Regions from separate parts of the Homo sapiens genome. Here region 1 is linked to region 2. The links are chromatin loops, found by intact Hi-C in ENCODE. Cell type or tissue: left ventricle myocardium inferior. All regions are shown on one strand. Links, peaks and the distances in the headings refer to the core of each region. The heading gives the core; the rest is flanking DNA.

Region 1 (10,631 bases), core at 4,019-8,018, 120 kb after region 2:
TTGCTCATTTAATTCCATCCAGCTGAATGATCTTTCCATCCATTAGCTTTGGACAAATAGTGTTTAATGTATTTCAGGCCCTTGAGTACAAAGATAAATAAGGCACAGTCTCGTCCCATAAGAATCTTATTTAGTGTGTGAGTGTGTGAGTTGGCCATATCAACAAGCAATTCCAGTAAAATTTGGTGAGTGATTTGATAAGTTTCTATGGGTAGATTAACTATGGTCACCAATTCTTTGTGGCTCCTCTTATGAAAAAGAGGATTCTCTCTCACCTCCCTGGGCCTGGGCTGTCCCTGTGTCTTGCTTTGACCTATAGAATTCAGTGGAAGTGACACTGTTGTCATTTCTGAGCCTTGGCCTCTAGAGGTCTTGCCAGCTTCTGCCCTCCCTCTTGGATCTCAGCTGCCATAACAGGACACCCAGTGAAGTGGACTGGATAATGAGAGGCCACTCAGAAGAGAATGGAGGTGGCTCAGCTGATGGCAGCACTGTGTTAATCATGTTTTGTATTTTCTGTATTGTTAAGATGTTTGGACATCTTGCAGGTCTTTCAGACCTGGGGAGACACTGACCCTTGCAGAGCTAGCTTACTCCTGGGGGTGTTGGCCTTTCATGTATAGACTGTTCAGCCCAGTGCTGTCCCCCAACCCCCTTCAGCTAACTCCCACACACCAAGCCAATATCTCCCCTGTCCTAAATCAATCCAGGGCCAGGTATCAGACAACCAGGGACAGTCTTTATGTCTCCGAGCCCCCCAGAGTTATTCAAATGAGATGATTCTAAACTTTGACTCTGTCTTGCCTTTCCTTTTTGCAAAAATCTCAATAAAGTCTCAGGTCTAGGCTTCCCCCTTACTCTTGTTTCTGCCTCTAAATCAAAACCTAGTTCTTTGCCATGTGGTCCTGAGTGATTTGGAATGCCCCCTTCTCTGGGGAAATGTAAGTAACAAAAATCTTCTCTCAAGGTCATTAACCTCTCCATGTTGTCACTCAGTCTCTTCTATCAATTAAAACCCTGTGGGTACAAATTTTAGAACCAGCACTAATTAGTAGGGAGGGCTATCCAGCCTTAGTCAAACCTTCAGATGATCAAAGCCATGGGAATGATCTCAGGTGAAACTAGCAGAGCTTCCCAGCTGAATCCAGCCCAAATTGTAAAGTCATGAGAAAGTGAATGTTTGTGGTATAGGGAAGAAATTCAATGGAAAACTATGCATTGTCTACAGCACACCCTTCTGGGTTATCAGATTCTAATTCTATGGGAGCTATTTCACAGCTCTGTGATATTATAAACAACTGATCTCAACCACAAATAATTCTTTTCTATACACATTTAAATGAATTCTGTCCAGTGGAGGAACAGCACTCTCTTTTCCTGCAAAAGTCAGGTTTATCCCATTTTTGCTTGCATTTCAATTTCCCTTTGCTCCGTATAAATTTATGCTTCTTTGACTTCTTTGAATTACTTGTAACATCTATCTGTTTCCTTCATTTTATTTAACATGTGCTCATCCTATACCTACATGAGATTATGGTTTTACCTTATTTTGAAAATTATCCTTTAACATAGCTATCTTAAACCATTAAGTTTTGTAGTGTAGCAGCAGATGCAGGAAGGCAATAACGGAGAGCAGAATCAATTGCTTACATCCCATTGGCTCATACTTCTTTGCTATTTATATTACTAACAGAAAAACGTCACTTCTTTGTGGCATAGACAATAAACATGTATAAAGAAAAATATTGGAAGCACAGCCTGGAACGCTGACTAAAAGGAAGCGGCAGAATGATGAGGTTAAAGGTATGAGCTTTCCTCATTCAATATGCCTGGGTTCAAGCCCAGACTCCACCATATACCAGCTATGTAAACTTGGGCACATTTGTTGATATCTGTAAGTTTCAATTTCTTCATGAACCAAAATCATACACACTGCATAGTAAGCACTAAATAAGACCATGTGGCAGACACCTTTGATTGCCCACCGGACGTTCACTTCCTGATTTCTGAACAGAGCCCCAGGTTCATCCAGGTGTCCACATTGTCTCCAGCTCCAAAGAGGTGTTCTGAGCAATGTAAACCAAGAAGCCTATGGTCCTTCCCTAACATCTGCAGTTATTTAGGAGAGGGCACATGATTGAACTGACTCAACTATGCAAGCAGGAATTGTTTGCATCCCATGTTGGGAGAAAAGTGTTCTTTTCTTGTTTTTGTCCTGTTGGGTGGAATCAGTACACAAATGAATGCTGATTGCTGCAGGCAGCCATCTTATAACCAAGAGGCAAAACAGCCTTGGGACAGAGGCTCTGTTGAGAGTCAGAAGAGAAGGACCAAAGCTGTGAGCCCAGAGCTTGGCCTATAGTCAGCGTTCAGTCCACGTAATCTAAGCAGCAGCCTGGGTTCTGTTGATTTGGAGAGGAACCTTCCTTTGGATTTGTACCAAAAGGATTCTGGCATGTTGGCCAGTGAGAATTGGAAGGGCTACTCTATTTCCCGTAGATTGTGTAAGAAAAGAGGATTTTTATCACGTGACCAGCCCTAAATGATTGTTCCCCTTAAAACCAAAACTCAAATACAATCGAGACATTGGCCTTTGTATTCAATGCCTGTAGCCATAATTCATTTTCTGTCAAAATACAGGGTTTTTTTCCTGCCAAACCGTTGAAATCACAATTTTCAAAAGTTTGGCAAGGACCATTTTCCCATCAGAGATAGCATATTTTTATGGTGATTTTTGCCCATTACATTGTAAAACAATAATAGCCAAAGTCTTGCTTCTGGTCATTGCGTACTCTGAGTATTTGCTAGCACCACCACAAAGTGACACTTCTATTTCAAGCCCTGTTTTGAGGATGTGATAACAAAGTGGAAAAATGTTGCTACTGGCTATAATTTGGCAGATTAGACTTAAGCTTCCAAGGATTCTTCTCAATACAGTTTTGCCAAAATTCAGACACACACACATGCACACACACATACACACACACACACACACAGAGCTTGTTTTTTTTTTTAAGAAAATAAAACAAACAAAAAACTGCATGAAGAAGAAAGAAGAAAACCCTTCTACAAAGTGCTGAAGTCTTGCTTTCTTCTAGTCTCTCATAAGCAATAACCTGGCTTTAAGATATGAGACAAGACAGGGAGTTCATCCAAAGTGATGCCCTCCCCCTGCCTTTTTTGATGGAGTTTTGAAATAAGGAGACTAATTGGCAAATATTTAAAGTTGAGGAAAATGGCAAAATTTGTATGCTTTTGAAATAGAGTCATAGGATTCATCATTGTGTGATCTTTATGGTGATTTGTTTTATCTCCCAATGAGAAGAGAACCCATGCTTATTCAGGCTTGCCCATTTGGGCAGGTCTTTGCATGTCCTGGTAGTATCCAGGTGAATCTCCATGGTCCAATGTCAGCTTGGTTTCTGCACTAGCATCTAGTCCCTCTATGATCATCAGTGTCTGAGAAGTCTGAGTCCCAGTTAAGGTTAACTGTAAAATCCTGTCTGTTGGTACAATTCATTAAAAGACAATTTACCTATAATAGCTACTTAATGTGTCTGCAGTATATTTTCACCATAGACAGAATCAATAGAGATGATCAATAAAAAGAATTATCACAAATTTCCTGACAACTCCATGGTGGCAGCAGCTGGGAAGCCACAGCAAAGGGGTGGGCCTGTTGGTCGGGCTGCACGGGGTGAGAGTTTGTCTCTCAGCCCTTGGAAGACAGTCTAGACTGGTTATCTTGTAGTGCCAGCCTTGTGGCTCTCTAAGAGAGCTGCCCACAGTTCCTTTTCTGGTTTATCCACAAGACCCATTACCTTGATCTCCTCCTACTTCCTCCCCTGGCTCTCAGCCCTTCCCTGAGTAGAGACGGGATGGGGTGAGGCTTTGAGCCTGGTCTGTTTTGATTTTCATTCTTGTTAACCCCAACCAGGAAACTCTTCACAACAAGGGCAGCCAGCTGCCCATTCACACACAGTGAGGTTGCCCTGTGGAGTTATAGCAGAACAAACATATGCTTTCATTCCTGAGTTCCTCATATTGTTTATTTACTTGTGTTTACCTACGTTATCCATGCACAAAAGATTTGAGCCATCTTACTATCATGACAACACATCCTACACTGTACAAATGGAATCAGAATTCAAGGTCCTGGACCAGAACACATGGGACTGTTTAGTGGCTACAACAGAGTTGCACAAAAGGAGATAATGATTGCAGACAGACTCCCGAAGCCTTTGAATGCTGAGTCTACCTACCATGAGACTACTTTCTTGGGACTTATGGTTATGTGAGTGAATGAATGCTTATATTATTTTTAAATATTGGAAATTATGTTTATTGCAGCCAACCATGTTCTACTGGTACAGATAGTCCCACTGGCACAGATTATCTCTATTGTATGGGTGAAGGCAATTGAGGTTTGACAAGTTGACTCAGCAAATGAGTGGCAGTATCTGGGCTTTTTCCTCCTGTCTGACCCAGAGTAATTTTTTAACTTTCCCTGGAGTCCTGATAAAAAACGCAGATTCCTCTACTTCACTCCCAAAGATTCCATTTAGGAACTGAGGTGGAGTCCCAGGAATCTCCATTCTAAGCAAGCAACACAGATCGTTCTGATGTGAGGGCTTCTTGAACCCCATTTGAAGACTCATGGTCCCATGTCATCCAACCCCTCAATCAAGCTCATTTCTTTCCAAAGCCTATTCTTTCTCCCACCATTTTGGGCTGACATCACCATAGCATCCACACATCCACTCCTATCCCTCATCCCAGACACAGGTGTGCCTCAATATAAAAGCAGAAGGTCCTGGTTCTCTGGGATCTGCGGTTCAAAAGTACGATCACTCAGGAAGGTCGGAGGGTGGGGGCACTGTCTCCTCTTCCCTCCTCTTGGGAAGTATTTGTCAAAATGGTCATCCTGGGTGGTCACAGATTGACACAATCAGCTTTACTTATTCAACCAACCAGCCCACTCATTACTTGGGTGTCAACTCCCTGGAAAACAGTGAAGTGAAATGTTCATGAGTCTTTGTTTGTGGGAAAGGGGAGGGGAGGAATGGGGGAAAATTGTGCACACGTTCATTTTTATTTCAAAAGAAACCCACATGGTTTGTTGTCATTCAGCTCTTTGGCTTTGCCTGAGAGACACAGAATCCAAATGTAATATTGTAGAAAGCTGTGAAACCAAAGTTTTGAATTTTTCTCAAGAATTTCATTTTTAATAATAAAAAATCACCAAGCCCATGTGTCCCATAAAAATAAATGAACGTTTTCACTCATGAACCAATAAAGCAGATGAAAGTTGGAAGCCACATAATACTTTCTGTGTAGCTCATCCAGGCCATGCAAGGCCTTGGAGAAGAATTATTTTATGTTTTGCAGATGGGGGAAACTGAGGAAGCACCAGGTCCATGTGCCTGGGAAAGTAACCTGCCAGCTGCTCTAATTTGGAAGAGCAGCTCTTTGGAGGGTTGGAGAAAAGCCCGGACCCTGTAGCATGGCATGTTCCAGCCAAGCCAGGATGTCCAGCTGCATTTCTGGAGGGGACCTTCTTGCCCCTGAGGACCTGTGGTTCTTCAGAGGGTCATGTTGCTTCATGCCTTGTCCCTGCTGCCCTTTCTTATGGAAATATTCTCCTGCTGTTTTCCAGATAGCACATACCCACTTGTCCCTCACTCATCACCAGAAGCTGTGGGTCCTCCCACGTGGCTGCATTCTCTGGCCCTGCCACAGCACTTTAACACCCACTGACATTTACGGCCACCCCACCATCCCCCCACCAAACACACACAGAGTCTGTTGAAGGATCCTGCTTAATTTATCTTTAGGTTCCCAGGACCGGTCACATGGTCAGGCACATAATACATGCTCATTAAGTGCTTGTTGAAAGGATAGGTGAATAAACCCATGCAGGCATGGGGTAATGTAAGAAAAAAGATGACACCTTCAACCTCTTGTTGTTCTCTAAAAGAAGCTGGAGGAAGAAATAGGAGGGAGGAAGCCCATTCAAGTTTCTGGCCAGCCTTTTCCCAGGGGCTGTGTCTCCTCACTTGGTTTCAGGAATGTAAACACTGAAAGTATAGTTCAGATTCCTTTCACTGGTAAATAACTTCTTCCACTCAAAAAAAAAAAAAAAAAAAAAAAGAAGATGGAAAACTGACAGTCATTGGAGGGGAGTGATTTTTGCTGGGCTGCCAGGGAACATGTTTGTGGCTGTGATGAGTATTTGGGCAAAGACCCTACACAGAGGGCTGGGATCACTTAAGGCCTACCCTATTTAGGGGGAGAATTTTTGAAAGCTTTTTTTTTTCCTTGCAAGAAAGACTTACACCCCAGCAGCTGCTGTCATGCTACCGCCAGTTTAGTCCTGAGTAAGAAACCCCCAGGCTTTGACACAATTACCTCTCTTGCTCCTTCTCCACAAAGGCTGGAAATTGAGTCCCAGTCCCACAGTAAGGGGGATGTTCCTTCTAGCACGCAAGTGTCAGCTTCCCCACCAGGGGGCTGGAGCCAGCCTGGGGCTGACATATTTACCCAGGCCTCCAGGCAAGGCAGCCGAATGTGACGCGGAGCTGCCCCCTGCCTAACCTAAGCTGTCCTGCTGGCTTTCTTCTCAAGGATCAGGTAGGCCACGCTATCTCCAAGCAACCTCCCCTCACAAAAGACTGAGATAGTTGAATTTTCATGGTGGGAGACTGGGAAATTGGGAATGGTTATTGATGGGAGAGGTGTATGAGATGGAGCTGGGGAGAAAGTTCTGAATCTTTAGTAGAATGAACTTTGCTCATTTCAGGGAAGCCCATGATGTATGAAGGGGAATTAGGGGGTGGAACAGGACAAGGAAGGGAATTAGCCTTCACAAGAACCTGGTGTGGTAGTGCTGCTTTATATGTATAATCTCACTTAATCTACCCCAGTTCCCAAAAGACTTGCATTACTATCTGCGGTACACATATGACAAAACTGAGGCTAAGAGGGGCCAAGAAACAGCCTCAGGCGCCACAGTTATTAGGTTGGTGCAAAAGTAATTGCTGTTTTTGCCCTTAAAAGTGATGACACAATCCCAATTACTTTTGCATCAACCTAGTAGGCGTGGGGGCCAGGGTGTGAATGTGATCTGTTTGCACCAAGACTATGAACAAAGTATAAGGAGTAGGAAGATAGTTTAAAAATGAAATAAAATAGAATGGTGCTGGAACAGTTGCAAATCAGGTCAGCTTACGTTTCCTAAGTGGCTTTTCTCTGCCGGGCATCATCCCATTTAATCCCAATAAAACTATCATAGGAAATTTCAATGGAGAACCGAGATTCAAAGAGATCACTCTACTTGTCCACAGTCAGAGGGCTCAGCATTCGCGGAGTCAAGACTTAAACTTGGCGGCAGAAATTCTAACCACTGTGGTCAGGCAGGGAGGAACGCATGTCTGCTGTGACATACAGGAACAAGAGAAAAGGAGAATGGGACTGCAGACTCTGATGAACCATTAGGAAAATAATGCCCTCTCAAAGGCGTCAAGTTAGGTGGGGCAGAATCCACAGGGTTTCAGAAAATAAATGAGGGGAAGAGAGGAGGAGAGGAAAAGGAGCCTGGATGCCTGCTACAGTTCCTAGCACCTTCCCACTCTCCTCCCAGATCCCAGGGTAAGTGCAAGCTTCCCAAATGCCAGGATATTTTAAGCTCTGCTGTGGCGGTTTTAAACATGAACACACATTATTTGACACTTGTCTCAGTGAGAGGGGGTTTTATGTCCCTGCCCATTGAGTCGAAGTGAGCTTGCAACTTGCTTATTTATAACCAAGAAAATGCAGCAGAAGTGACAGCAAGATTTCTCAGGCTCGGTCAGAAGAGTCAATGCAGCTTCCACCTTCAGAGGCCTAAGCTTCTGTGTGAGAAATCTGACTACCACAGGGCTGCCATGCCTTGAGGAAGCCCAAGTCACATGGAGAGGACATGCATTGGCTAACAGCCCCAAGTGAGGTCCCAACCAACAGCAACCATAAACCACCAGACATAAGTGAAGGATTTTCCAGATGATTCCAGTCCACAGCTGTCAGGCCACATCACCACCCTCTCAGCACTGTCTTTGTATCTTCTCAGTTCAGGCCCCAGACATCTTGGAGCAGAGACAAGCTATACTACTGTGCCCTATCAGGATTCCCAGCACACAGAACCCACGAACATAACAGATTGGTAGTTCGATGCCACTAAGTTTTGGGGTGGCAGCAATCGTCACCAGAACATCACCTCACTTCATTTATTTTTTGGGAGGAGCTATATTCCCTCCCTTGTCCCCCAAGGTGGGAAAGACAAGCTTTTACTTTTCAATAAACTGTGGAGGATACACATGGTGACAGTCCTCCACAGTCTATGTGGGCTGATTGCAGTGGCATTCTTTCATGAGGATGCTTTCAGCCTGGCTAAAATGCTTTACAGCTGCTTTACAACTGTCTCTCCTATCTGGGTTACCAGGTCCTACTCCCAGCCTCTTGCCCATCCTTCACTTCCAGCTGACGGCTCCTCACCCCTCCCCTGCCTTTCCCATTGGGATGGCAGATGCCTTTCTTAAGTATTCAGCCCCCAGGGCAAAAGCTTCCAGTCAACTCTAGAGCCATTTACGTAGTTCATGGTAGTTCACGCCTCCATTCACCACAACCCCTGAAGCAGCTACTGGCTCCTGGAGTCTGGCCTTTTGTGAAAGTGGCTGAGCATGAAACCACTGCAGTGAGTATCTATCTGGCTCAGGTTCTATCCTACTGGCGCAATTCCATGGTTGTTAAAATTCTTCAAAGAGCTAGGTGAGCTCATTTCTCCTAAATTAGTGCCTGGTAGGAAATCTTTCATTTTCCCAGCACAAAGTTCATTATGGTGCCCCAGCGCTCACTCATTATTAGCATCCCTTTTAGCTACTAAACAGAGAAGAAAGTTTGGAGTCCAAATCAGGCTTTTCTTACTCTCTTTTATCTTCTTTTTTCTGAGTTGACGCTGAAAACTAGCATCTTCCCTGCATGATGTGCCAGTAAGATTTTGGATCTACATAGATGAACATCTTTCTACTAATAGTTAGTGCCCTCACCACGTTACATTAACTGCCTGAGCCCCACTTTCCTTATCTGAAATATGCAGATGATAATTCTTACGCAGGGTTACTGTGAAGATGGACTGAGATAACACTGATAGCCAAGCCTGCCAGAGGTTACGCTAGTTGAAGGACATGGTCAAAGATCTTATTATTTTTCTTGTGGTTGCTATTGTTTGTGGTTATCTTTCAGCAAATTCGATTGGCTCTACCTTCCAAATAAACCCCAAATCTAGCCATTTCTTACCACCTCCCCTGCCAATCACCTGGTACTCTCCTGTCTGGTCCCCTGATTTCATCCTAGCTGTCTTGTACCTCTGCACACAGGAGCCAGAATAATCTTGTTAAATCTTGCCATGTCATCAATCCCAGACTCCAAACCCTTCAATCACTTCCCTTCTAACAGTTTTTATAAACTCTCGTTACAAAACTTGGCCTACAAGTTTTTAACTGTGGCCTACGAGTCTGTGCAAGATGGGACTCTTAGTACATGCATACCTTCATCTTTTTTTCCTCTTTCTTCTTCTCTTTCCCTTTTTGCTATTCCTCAAATAGCACACACCTGCCTTAGAACCTTTACACTTTCTGTTTCTCAGCCAGAGAATGTACAGCTTGTGCCTTTACTTCCCTCCAGGCTTGCCTCAAATGCCATCCCCTCAATGAGTTCTTCCCTGACCACCCTATTTAAAATAGTTTCCACTGCCTCTTTTCTGCTTTAATTTTCGGCAGTTGGTCACTTTTTTTTAATTTATAAGGCTTAATTTATCGTGTATTTCTCCCAACTAGAATATAAGCCCCATTAGAGCAAGGATTGTTATCTCTTTTGCTCATTGTTGTGTTTCCAGTACCTAAAACAGTACCTAGCATATAATAGAGCCGCAAGTTTAAGGTGGAATTGACCACAGAACATAGAAATAACTCACTTAGCTGTTTGCTAATATTTTATCTTTTTTTATCTTTTTTTTGGTGGGGGGAGACAGTGTCTCACTTCCATTGCCCAGGCTGGAGTGCAGTGGCACGATCACAGCTCATTGCAACCTTGACTTCCCGGGCTCAGGTGATTCTCCTGCCTCAGCCTCCTGAGTAGCTGGGACTACAGGCATGTACAACCACACCTGGCTATTTTTTTGTATTTTTAATAGAGACAGGTTTTAGCCATGTAGCCCAGGCTGATCTCAAACTCCTAACCTCAAGCAGTCTGCCCGCCTTGGCCTCTTGAAGTGCTGGGATTACAGGCATGAGCCAGGGCACCTGGCCCTGCTAATATTTTATCTTAATGCAAATAACTCCTGTACAATCACTGCATCATCAACGGTTTTGTTTGACAACATTGCCACTGTGCTGCCCTTTTCTAGCTTGAGAACATGCTAGTAATAAATGCCGTGAGTAAAAATCCAGCTGAAGTCAAAGGATGCAGGAATAATAAGGCCTGGGTCTTCTACTTGTTGGTTTAGAAGGCCCCCAAGAACCAAGGGGAGACTCTCATTTTCAGGACTGGCTATATAATTTGCAGGACCTGGTGCAAAAAGAAAATGTGGGGATGGCCTC
Region 2 (10,631 bases), core at 2,267-6,266:
AGTCACTTCCTCAAGATCACATGGTTAGCAATCATTGGAGCTGGAAATGATACTAAGGACTCCTGATCCCAAAGTAGAGATTTTCTCCTTTATCACAATGATCCCTGGGCCATTGTTTTTCTCATCAAATTTAGACTTTTAGTTTACCTAAACATTATTTAGCTTGCTTGGTGGTTCTCAAGTGATAACATGCATCGGATTTGCAGGAGGGCTTGTGGAAGCAGATTGCTAGGCTTCACCATAGAATATCTGATGGGGCCCTGGTGGGGCCTGTGAATTTGCTTTTCTATCAAGCTCCTGGGGGATGCTGATGCTGCTGGACCAGGGCCACACTGAGAACCACTGAATTAGGTCTCAAATGTGTTTTCTTTCTTCTTCTCTTCTGAGTCTTCTTCTGCCTCCTTTTTGCCTCTCCTCCCCCAACTGTCTGGGGACACGAAGAGTGCTGAATTTGCAGCCTGGCTTCTATGGACAGGCTAAGGCTGACAGGCTGGTGAAATATTAGTGCAACATGTGAAACTTACAGCCTTCCGAAGGCTCACTGCAGAGCGCAACCGATTACATGCGTCACTGGTCCAAGTGTTCCTTACAGTCTCCTGGGAGTGAATTAAAATCCTTTGCTGGTGACATAGAGGGGTGGACTGGTTCTGGGTCTGGTCTAATCTGGGTCAGAGAGCATGGGCTGATCTGTCATCTGAAACACTGAAACTTCTCCCAGGCGTCTCCTGGGGGATGATGGCTGCCCGCTGTGCTGGAGGCAAATGGGAGGAGGTACAGATGGAGGCCTGTCCCTTGTCCCTTTGTCTGGCAGCTGCTCTCCTCACAGGGTGGTTGCTGCAGGCAGCAGTAGGTGGTCTGCATAAGGGGCTGGGAAACCAGGCTTCCCACAGCCTTGGGGGTTCCCTCCAATTTGTTACCTCTGAATGCTTGGAACATCTGATGTGCCAGAGGTCCAGGAATTTGTGATGAATGTACAATGAAGACATATGCTGTACTCAAACTAGCAAAAGAGGCCAAGGAGGGGAATCTGGAAACTAGTATTTATTGAGACTGATCATGTGCCAGGCATTGTGTTCGATACTTTACATTCATCTCATTTAATCCTCATAACAGTCTTGCAAGTTAGATGTTCTTACTCATGTGAAGAAAATGGGGTTTCAAGAAGCTAAATAACTTGCCTAAGCCCATCAACCTTGAAAATGGAGAAGCCAGGATTTCAGCCCAAGGTAATCTGACCCTAGCAGCTGTTATCTTTCCATTTAATGAGAGAGAGAGAGAGAGAGAGAGAACTTGAAGGCTTGAGGTTCAGAGGAGGTGAGGATGCCTTATGACTTGTGATTTACTGGGCAATTACTAGGCCAGTTTTCACTTTAGCCAACCTTCGTCAAGTAATTTTGAAAGAGCATGTCTTCCTTCTTTTGCTTGGTTCAGAGAAATTTAATAGGCCAGTTTTGACTTTAGCCAACCTTCGTCCAGTAATTTTGAAAGAGCATGTCTTCCTTCTTTTGCTTGGTGCAGAGAAATTTAGAACAAGGGGAAATAATGCATTAATACATGCTGTAAGAAGTTTGCTTCCATCGTTAGGCAAGTGACTTGTGGAGTGAATATTCCCCTTAGAGCTGTAGGGGGCACAGTAAATCCCAAAACAATTGAAGGAATTATAGAAGCAGGATAGTACAGGACATTAGGACGTTGTGCCTGATCAGGGGAACGAAGCAATTTGTTCTCCTCTCAACCAAAGTTTATCATTTCTTCTTAGTAGATGAAAATGGAATGTCACTGCTTTTTTTCTTTTTATAAGTAAGAAAAACAAATCAACATGCTCCCTATTGTTTCCCTGACTTGTGAAAATAAAATCCAAACATATATTTGTGATTTCATACAGCCCGGAAGACCATGAAAGAAACATGAGCCCGAGGAATTTGTCAACCCACTCTCTCTCTGTGGTCTGCAATGCCTGGGTTTTAATTACTAGTAGGAAGGGCGCTTGAATTGGCAAGACTCTTTTAGTATTCATTCATCTTGAGCAAATTGTGACATCCATGGGGTGGGGAGAACCAAGCATTTAAACTACTTTTTGGCATAATTGGCCTTGACCTTCATAATTTCATAATATGCTTAGTGGTATATGCAACAGGCCTGACTTCCAGAGCTTGTCATTTGAAATCAGATGCAATCCACAACATCAGTAATGATACCTTTCTTTATTCAATGCCTGTAAGGCATTTTCAGTGGCATTGTCTCATAGAATCCTTAGAACAACTCTATTAAGGAGATATTTTCATCTTCAGTTTATAGACTAAGGACACCAAACCTTGAAAAGATCACACAGTTTGTCAGGAGCAAAGTCTCAACTCAGACCCAAGCTGCTAAGTCCTATTTGAGTGCTTGTTTACTACATTCTTATTTACCTCTTTGTTCTGTAAATTTGACGTTGGTCTTTCAACTTAGTGATTAGATTTTTTTTTAAAATAGCTTTTCTCTGATATAAAATGAACATGTATTCTTAATAAAAATACAGAAAAATCAGTAAGCGAAATAGAAAGAACTCTGTCCCTTTAAGACAATCACTATCAACATTGTGCTGCGCTTTTCCCCAAGCGTGTTGAATCAGCAACTTTTCATTTTGATCAAGTATAAGTTGTGTGTGTATCTTTCAGTTTTGTTTCCCCAGGAGCATGCAGCACAGTATCTGGAGTCTTAAAGTTGCTCCGAGGAGGTCTGCGGAATGGATGGAGGGAGAGAAGGATGAACACATGCGTCCATAGGCTTGTATGGGGGCACCAAAGAGTTAGAAGAAATTGTCCCTGTCCCTGAAATGCTTGCCATCTAAACATGGGAAGACCAGGCACTTATTTCTGTGGCAAGTTTTTGGAACAACTAACAAAAATATAAGGGAATACTTACACTCGAAGTTAATAATGTGGTGTGTGTCATATGCCAGTGCTGGGATTGAACAGCATAAATCAAGACTAGTCAGGCGAGAGCTCCTGGAAGACACAGTATTTAGTTAAATGTTGAGAGAAACGATGTATGTGGTTGACAGAGAAGTGTATGGCTGTCTCTGGTCTTTTCCAAAATGATAGACTACAGAAAAGTATCTGTGTCATTATTACTTGAAAACTGGAAATTACTTATATTCCAGCAATTTTCCTTTGGTGTTTGCATTTCTGGAGTGAGAGCACAGTTCACCTAGTAGGCCAAGGAAATCTATTCTTTTAGTCTATTTATCGAAAATATAAAAGTGGGGCCAGGCACAGTGGCTCAAGTCTGTAATCTCAGCAGTTTTGGAGGCTGAGGCAGGTGGATCACCTGAGGTCAGGAGTTCGAGACCAGCCTGGCCAACATGGTGAAACCCCATCTCTACTAAAAATACAAAAATTAGCTTGGCGTGGTGGCAGGGGCCTGTAATTCCAACTACTCAGGAGGCTGAGGCAGGAGAATCACTTGAACCTGGGAGGCGGAGGATGCAGTGAGCCAAGATCATGCCATTGCACTCCAGCCTCGGTGACGAGTGAGACTCCATCTCAAAAAAAAAAGAAAACATAAAAGTGGCTTATGTTTCTGAAGAGTGCTACTTTCTAATCACTTGGAGAAATATAAAAGGAAATGAAAGTGGCTGCTTTACTATTGGCTTTGGGAAAAAGAAATACTGCAAGCTAAATAATTTACAGATTAAATATCTGAGTGTTAAGGAAGAGGTCAGCTTTGTTGCTTTTAGAAGAATGATTTACGGTTCTACTTAGCTTTTAAAGTCCTGCTGTGACATTTGGGAACATGCTTTTCCATTGATAAGTAATACCGTAGTGTGATAGATGAGGGAACAATAGCATGAGTTTGGCCAAATCGCTATTCGTAATGTTTGTTTAACAGATGAAGAAGTCAGGTGACATTTTCCATTGGTGTGTTGTGCAATGCTGCAAAACTAACAGCTCCAAGATTTAGCATAGAAAATGAGAAATTCCCAGGGAAACTCTGGGTTGGCAGTTTGGAAAGACCGTCCACCATCAGTTGGATTCCTTCAATTCCTCTTCCTCTGGTTTTCATGATTCAGAGGAAAGAGCATGGACTTTGAAGTCAGATCTGTGTTTAAATCTTAGCTCTATCATTTTCTAGAGGTGGGGCTTTGGAGATGTTACTTAACCTCCACAAGCCTGTTTTCTTATCTTCTAAGTGAAGTTACTAATAGCCATGTCAGAGGATTGTTGAGAGAATGAAAACAGTTACTTGTGTAGAGTGACTAACACAAAACTCGTTGCCTAGTAGTCACTAATATACCCATTCATTCAACAACCATTTGGCATTGTGCTAGAGGCTGGGGAATATGAGAACGATTAAAGCAGTCTGTGTCCTTGTAGATTTAACAGTTTAGTAAGAAAGGGAGATGAAAAATAAAATATATAAAAATATATTTAAAAATATATATTAAAAAATATATAAAAAACAAATATATATAATCATGATAAATGTAGCCAAATGTCATAAAGGGAGTAAAGGCTGAGGTGAAGAATATTTGGGGTAAATGTGAAATGACTTCACATAGGGTAAGACAGGGAATGCCTTTCTGGGCAGATGACTTTAAGCAGAGACCTAAAGCATGAGAAAGAGCCAGCTGTGAAAAAATTTGGGGGTAAAGCATTCTAAGCAAAAGGGATTCATGTGCAGCAGCCTTGAGGCAGGAAATGGCTTGGAATGTTCCAGGAATTGAGCAGATGAATGGTTGCAAAAGGTGAACCACTAGGGATGAACCTGGAGAGCAAAGAAGCGAAGATCTAGAGATGAGGTGGGAGAAATCAGCAGGATGGATCTCGCGTGACCTTGGTAGAGAGTTTGAATTTTATTCTAAGTACCATTTCATCATTGGTTTTCTTCCCTCTCCATCATAATTTCAACAAGTATCTAGCATCAAGAACCTGCTGGCTGTCATCCAGTTTTGCAGAAATTCTAAGGAATACACTCCAAGGATTAGGGAATAAATACCAAGGTGGCAGAAAAGCACATCCTGCTCTGAGGGTAAGGCCCTGGAGCCTGCAGTGAGGGTCTACTTCTTAAGCATTTGTGGCACTAACTCACAACGGGTCCGAGCTGCAGGGGCCTGGAACTCCCCTAGTCTTACCCCCCTGATTTGATAGACAGGGCAAGGGATCTGTATAAAGCATGGTGTTAAGGGAACTAGGAGAAAGATTTAAGTGCTTACTTATTGATAATCTTCTGTTTTCTAGAAAGGTTTCTGGATACTTTCCTGTTAAACTTCTTTAATCTTCATAACTGTCTGTAAGTTAGTCATTGTAGCCAGGCTTTGTGTGTGAGAAAACTGAATAAACTGGCAAAGAAAGTGACCTATTCATGCAAGTGCTTTGAAAAATTATGGTTTTATTCTGTTACATTGAATTTTCGCATGCCCTTACAACCCCAAATTTCCAATTCTTGGTATATTTCCAAAGGAAATTTTTATAAAGGAGTACTAGGAAATACACATATAAGGATGTTCAAGATAGTATTGTTCTTAATAAAGAACTGGAAATAATCCAAATAGCTATCCTCAGGAAAATGGGTGGAGAGCTTATGGTAAAATCACATGACAGAATATTACACAACTGTGAAGTGGAGTGACCTACAGCTACCCACAACAATATGAGTGTCATTCAATAAGATATTAAATGAAAACAAGTCCCACAAGACTTAGAACATTTCACTCTTGTGGGGTTCACAAAAACCCCACAAAACTATAATTTAGGCATACATATACATGTAATCCAACTGTTTAAAGCAAAGGAGTGATAATCATAAACTTCTGGATACTGATTGCTGCTGTGTGGGGAGGTAGGAGGTAGGATAATAGAGGAACATATAGGTAAATAGCAGTTCAAGTTCTTGAGTAGAGCGGTGGGTGTATGGACATTGATGGCACTGTAACTGAATGAATAAATGAATGAGTAATGAATGAATGAAATAAGAATTCAACCTATCTGGACCAATGATGACAATGTATTATGAACTGAAAATAATGAATGATTCAACTCTGCAATTGAAGCCCGTTAAAAGAAAAAAAGAAAAAAATGACTTTTATAGTCTTTGCATTATGCTCTGATGCTTAAGCAGTAAAAATAACTATCTGATAATGTATTAACACAGCTCTGAGCTATTCACTTGGTAGCTTCATTATGTGACAATGGCCACTACTACTCATATACCCATAACCCTACCACAATATTTTGGATTTATATTGTCTATTGTATAAATTTGTGCTCTTCAAATTTTTCTAATCATGCACCCAATCAGAGAAAAAATTTAGGGCATCCACTCCTAATATCTGTGAATTTGTGTACATCTACCCTTATCAATATATCTATATATTTTTCTTTGTTTTAAGGTAAAATGAAATATAAATAGAAGTTTGAATAATTTCTTCTTATACTTCAGTGGATTATCTTATGCATTCCCCTTTGGGGATATCTATAGATAACTAAATCATATTATGCAAATAATTTACTTTTCTATTTCAAAGTCTCTCCCCAACCCCTGGCATTTATTTTCTGGAGTGAAGTGGTGTGATCTTGGCTCACTGCAACCTCCGCCCCCACGGGGTTCAAGCAATTCTCCTGCCTCAGCCTCCCAATAGCTGGGATTACAGGCATCTGCCACCATGCCCAGCTAATGTTTGTATTTTTAGTAGAGACAGGGATTTCACCTGTTGGTCAGGCTGGTCTCGAACTCCTGACCTCAGGTGATCTGCCCACCTCGGCCTCCCAAAGTGCTAAGATTACAGGCATGAGCCACCACGTCTGACCTCTTTTCTTATTTGACGTTCATGATATTCCTGAGAGGCAAGAAGGCAGGCAGTGTTATTCTCATTGCACCAATGGGAAAAGAGAAGCCCAGATAATTCTTGGCTCTTCCACAACATTAGCAAGAGAGTGGCAAAGCTTGTAATAGGAACAGAACTCTCTGCCCCTCCCTAGGGCTCTTCCCACTGTATCTGGCAGCTTCTAGTCTAACATCTTAACAGAGTTATATGATTCTTAAGGTCAGACCAACCTGGCTTCAAATTCCAGCTCTGTTATGTGCCTTCAGATGAGTTATTAAATCTCTCTGAATCTTCATTTTCCCACCTGTAAAATGGATATAATAATATTGGCCTCACATGGTGGTTGTAAGAACTTAAAATAGGATCAAATATATTACAATCTAATAGAGAGGACAAGATCGTCAATAAGTGTGTTTTCCTTTCCTTCTTATTTTTGCTTCCCTCTTCCATTATATTGGCATTACTGACTTAGCAACATTTGAAAGGTAGAGAGAGGAAGTGGTCATTGTAAACAACCATGAAATATATTTTTGTGCATTTAATTTTCAATGCAGAAAGTCCTAGTAACAGTATTAATCTTGTCTCTAAATCTCTCTCATATTTAGATACTAAATTGGCTCTACATGGGCTGCTTTGCAAAGCAAAAGAGGTCAAGGATGCTTTAAAGCAGTGTGGTCCACACAGACCTTGTGTCTCTTTGGCTTTTTGGTATTAAATATGATGCCACATGTCATGAGTGCATCCATTCTTCAACTAAGCTCTAACTCTTTACATCATAATATGATGTTTTTCCTCCTTATCTCTATCTGAAGGAGTTGAAAATAATTTTTGCATCTGAGCAACTGTATGGACCAGGATCTGGGGGACCAGCTAACCTGTGCACCAGAGAATCATGAAATTCATATGTTGGCCTTGTCTGTGAATACAGTTCCTATACACAAAATATAATAACACATCTTTACTGAGCTGACCTACTGAATGCCTGCACGTGTTTCTAATTTGTGTGGGATTGTTCTCTCAGTAGATTCCATTCTCCCTTAAAAAACACACATGTACAAACACAAAACTTGGTTTAAATGAAACAGACACCTTAAGAATCTTAACAAGTAGAGTTGACCTTTGAACATAATTCTACAAAACTGCAATGTGCTACCCAAGTGTTGCCAGGAGGCCTCGGACAGATCGATGGATGACAACCTCCTTTCCTGCACTTCTGTAGGCACAGATATTAGATCCAGAGGGGAACAAATTCCATGAGACCCAGGGCAAGGGTGACGTGGCCAAAATCAAGTGGCGCTGCCTTTCCCACTGTGCCAAGCTGTCATCAAGAGCCCTTCTTTCTCCCTGGAAACTTGCACCATGCACTTCCTCTCATTTGACAGTAGCAAGGCCTTTCAGGGCAGAGACCATGGAGTGTGGCCCTTCTGTGAAAACAGAACATCTATGTACAGTAACATATGCATTCGTACACAGGTGCATACTTAGCCACATGTAGCCATCCATGCATGCATGTTCTCATTGATTAAGAATCCAGGTTTATTGCAATGCCACAGATAGATTTTAGGGAATAAGATAATAGAACAAAACAAAACATACTAACTCTACCATGAGGGCAATTTAACATTTTGCTGAAGAGACATTGGTATCTTAAAATAGCTTGGGTCATCTTTTGGCCATCCTTTCTCATGGTATTGTCCAAGGGCAAAAGTACTCCTTAAGGGAATCCACTTGTCCAGGATTGGCAGATCCGTAGACAGAGGTGGAGTAGTGGCTTCCGGGGGCTGGGGGCAGCAGAGAATGTGGAGGGACTACTTAATGGGTATAGGATTGCTTTTTAGGGTGATGAAAATGTTCTGCAATTAGATTGTGGTGATGGTTGCAAAACATTGTGAATGTACTAAAAGCCCCTGAATGGTACGCTTCAAAATGGTTAAAATGGCAAGTTTCATGTTTTGTAACTTTTACCTCAATCCAAGAAAAAAGAGGTAAGGTGAACTAAGAGCACTGAACCATGGACAAACGTCAGCTCTCCCAAGTGCTAGGGAATGGCTAGGGATGGGGTTGGGGGGATGCTGCCTGCATCCTGGAGATTGCTAAGAGGAGCTCCTGAGGCCTGGGGCAGGGGTAGGGCCAGAGAGGAGTGTGGTTTGATTCCAGTGTTGGAGAGAGGGAGGTGAATAATGTCAGGGTCAGGTCTGGTGGGAATGCGCTCATGCAGTGTACACACAGGTGTGTTCTGGAAAGCACCCACTTACCTTTCCTTGACCACTGCCTCCTGCTCACCTGCCCCAGTTTGGCTGGCTTTTCTGACTCTGAGTTAGGTTCTGGAGACTAATAGCAGTGACTGCTCTCTCAAATGCTTAGGTCAGATGTCTCAAAGCACATCCTCTGTTTCTCTTTGCCTGGTAGAGAATACAGGCTAGAGGGGTCCTAGCTGTGACCCAAGTGGTGTTGCTCGTGTGTCTATGAAAAAGCCATGGGATCAACCTGATAGCCTGTGCCTTGTGAAGCTTGAGGGGACAACCTTCCCAATTTCTTGTGCCCAGAGCCTTACACCACACAAGCTGATTCAGTATGCACTTCGCCTTGACAAATGAGCTCAATGTGACTTCTGAGTTCAGTTCAAGAGGAAACTGGTTTATTCTTAAAGTTAATCAAGTTGCTTTTTTTACTTGGGGAACTTGAAAGTTGGGGATGAGTAACTCACGTAGATTTTTAAAAATCAAGCTCTCTTACAAAACGTTAATGTTAGACCTGAATTCGGAAGTGCCATGTAAAAGGTTTTTTAGTTTGCTCATATAACAGGACTGAAATGGTCTCCTGTGGCATAAACTCTTTTGTCTTAGAAAACACTCAGTCATGAATGCTATGAATTTCTGTATCGGAAAATCTGAATCATCCTGAGACCCACATGAGTTCCTTGATGAAAATGTGAAATTAATTTTGTACTAAATAAAACTTGAAAATGGTTTCAATTACAAGAAGAAAAAAAATGTGAAACAAAGTAATTCCACTGTATCAGATTCTTGTTTCATTAATTCTGAATTTTGAAAAAAATCACCATTTTCTAGATATTGCTTTAAAGATGTTGAGACTGTGAACATCAGGGGTCACGGTGATACTTAATACAAGCCTCCTGCCACCTTGTAAAGAGTCTGTGAATGCTTTGGACTTTGGGGAAAGCGGAGGAAGAAACAAACATTTATGGTGCATTTGTCGCATGTCATGATGTGGGCTAGGAAGTTTCACATCTGTTGTTCTCTCATTTAATTCTCATGACTGTCTGAGATAGGTATTGTTATCTCCTTTTGTTTTAAGTGCAAAATGGAGGCTCAAAGAGACCACAGAAGATGTCAAAAGTGACACAATTTGTAAGTGGCTGAGTGGGGATCCAAGCCCAGGTCTTCAATGCTCTAAAGCCCATTTTTCTTTGAAACCACGCAACCAATCATTGAGGAAACCCAGGAGATGCACTTCCCACCCCACAATGAAGGCCTTTCTCTGGAACCCCTCTGTCTTCTGCCTGGGACCACTCACCTTAAATTTGGCCTGAGTTTCTAATCTTATGTATCATAGTTGTGTCTACACTTAGCTGGACCTTCTGGAAAGAATCACCATGATGCATGAGGAAGTGTGACCTGGGTACAAAAGTAAGCAAAACACAGTTCCACTTGCCAAGAGTTAAGCAAGAACTTTGCAATACTTGGCCTCATTGTCTTCACCTTAAAATGGCAATAATGATACTTGAGCTTAAGGGCTATTGCATAGGTTCAAGTCGGGTTAAGTGTCTAGCGCTGAGCCCAGCTTAAAGGAGAAAATAAAA

What was found. Hi-C counts contacts between places; a loop is a spot of excess contacts. Peaks named below come from ENCODE experiments on the same cell type or tissue, not always from the same donor. Only the 100,000 strongest peaks of a DNase experiment are listed, where the experiment ranks them.
Region 1: it touches region 2 in a loop (2.3-fold over the local background); 74 of 110 quality-filtered maps call a loop at or near these places.

The regions. Positions count from the first base shown.
Region 1 is chr7:33,879,783-33,890,413 of GRCh38, forward strand. No RefSeq gene overlaps it. Among named protein-coding and RNA genes, the nearest start is that of BMPER, 20 kb to the right of the region's middle. In left ventricle myocardium inferior, for the core only: a CTCF peak has its summit at 6,510 (motif pointing right); no DNase peak of the experiment used is centred there; H3K27me3 peaks cover 494 bases.
Region 2 is chr7:33,761,096-33,771,726 of GRCh38, forward strand. No RefSeq gene overlaps it. Among named protein-coding and RNA genes, the nearest start is that of FLJ20712, 40 kb to the left of the region's middle. In left ventricle myocardium inferior, for the core only: no CTCF peak of the experiment used is centred there; no DNase peak of the experiment used is centred there; H3K27ac peaks cover 933 bases.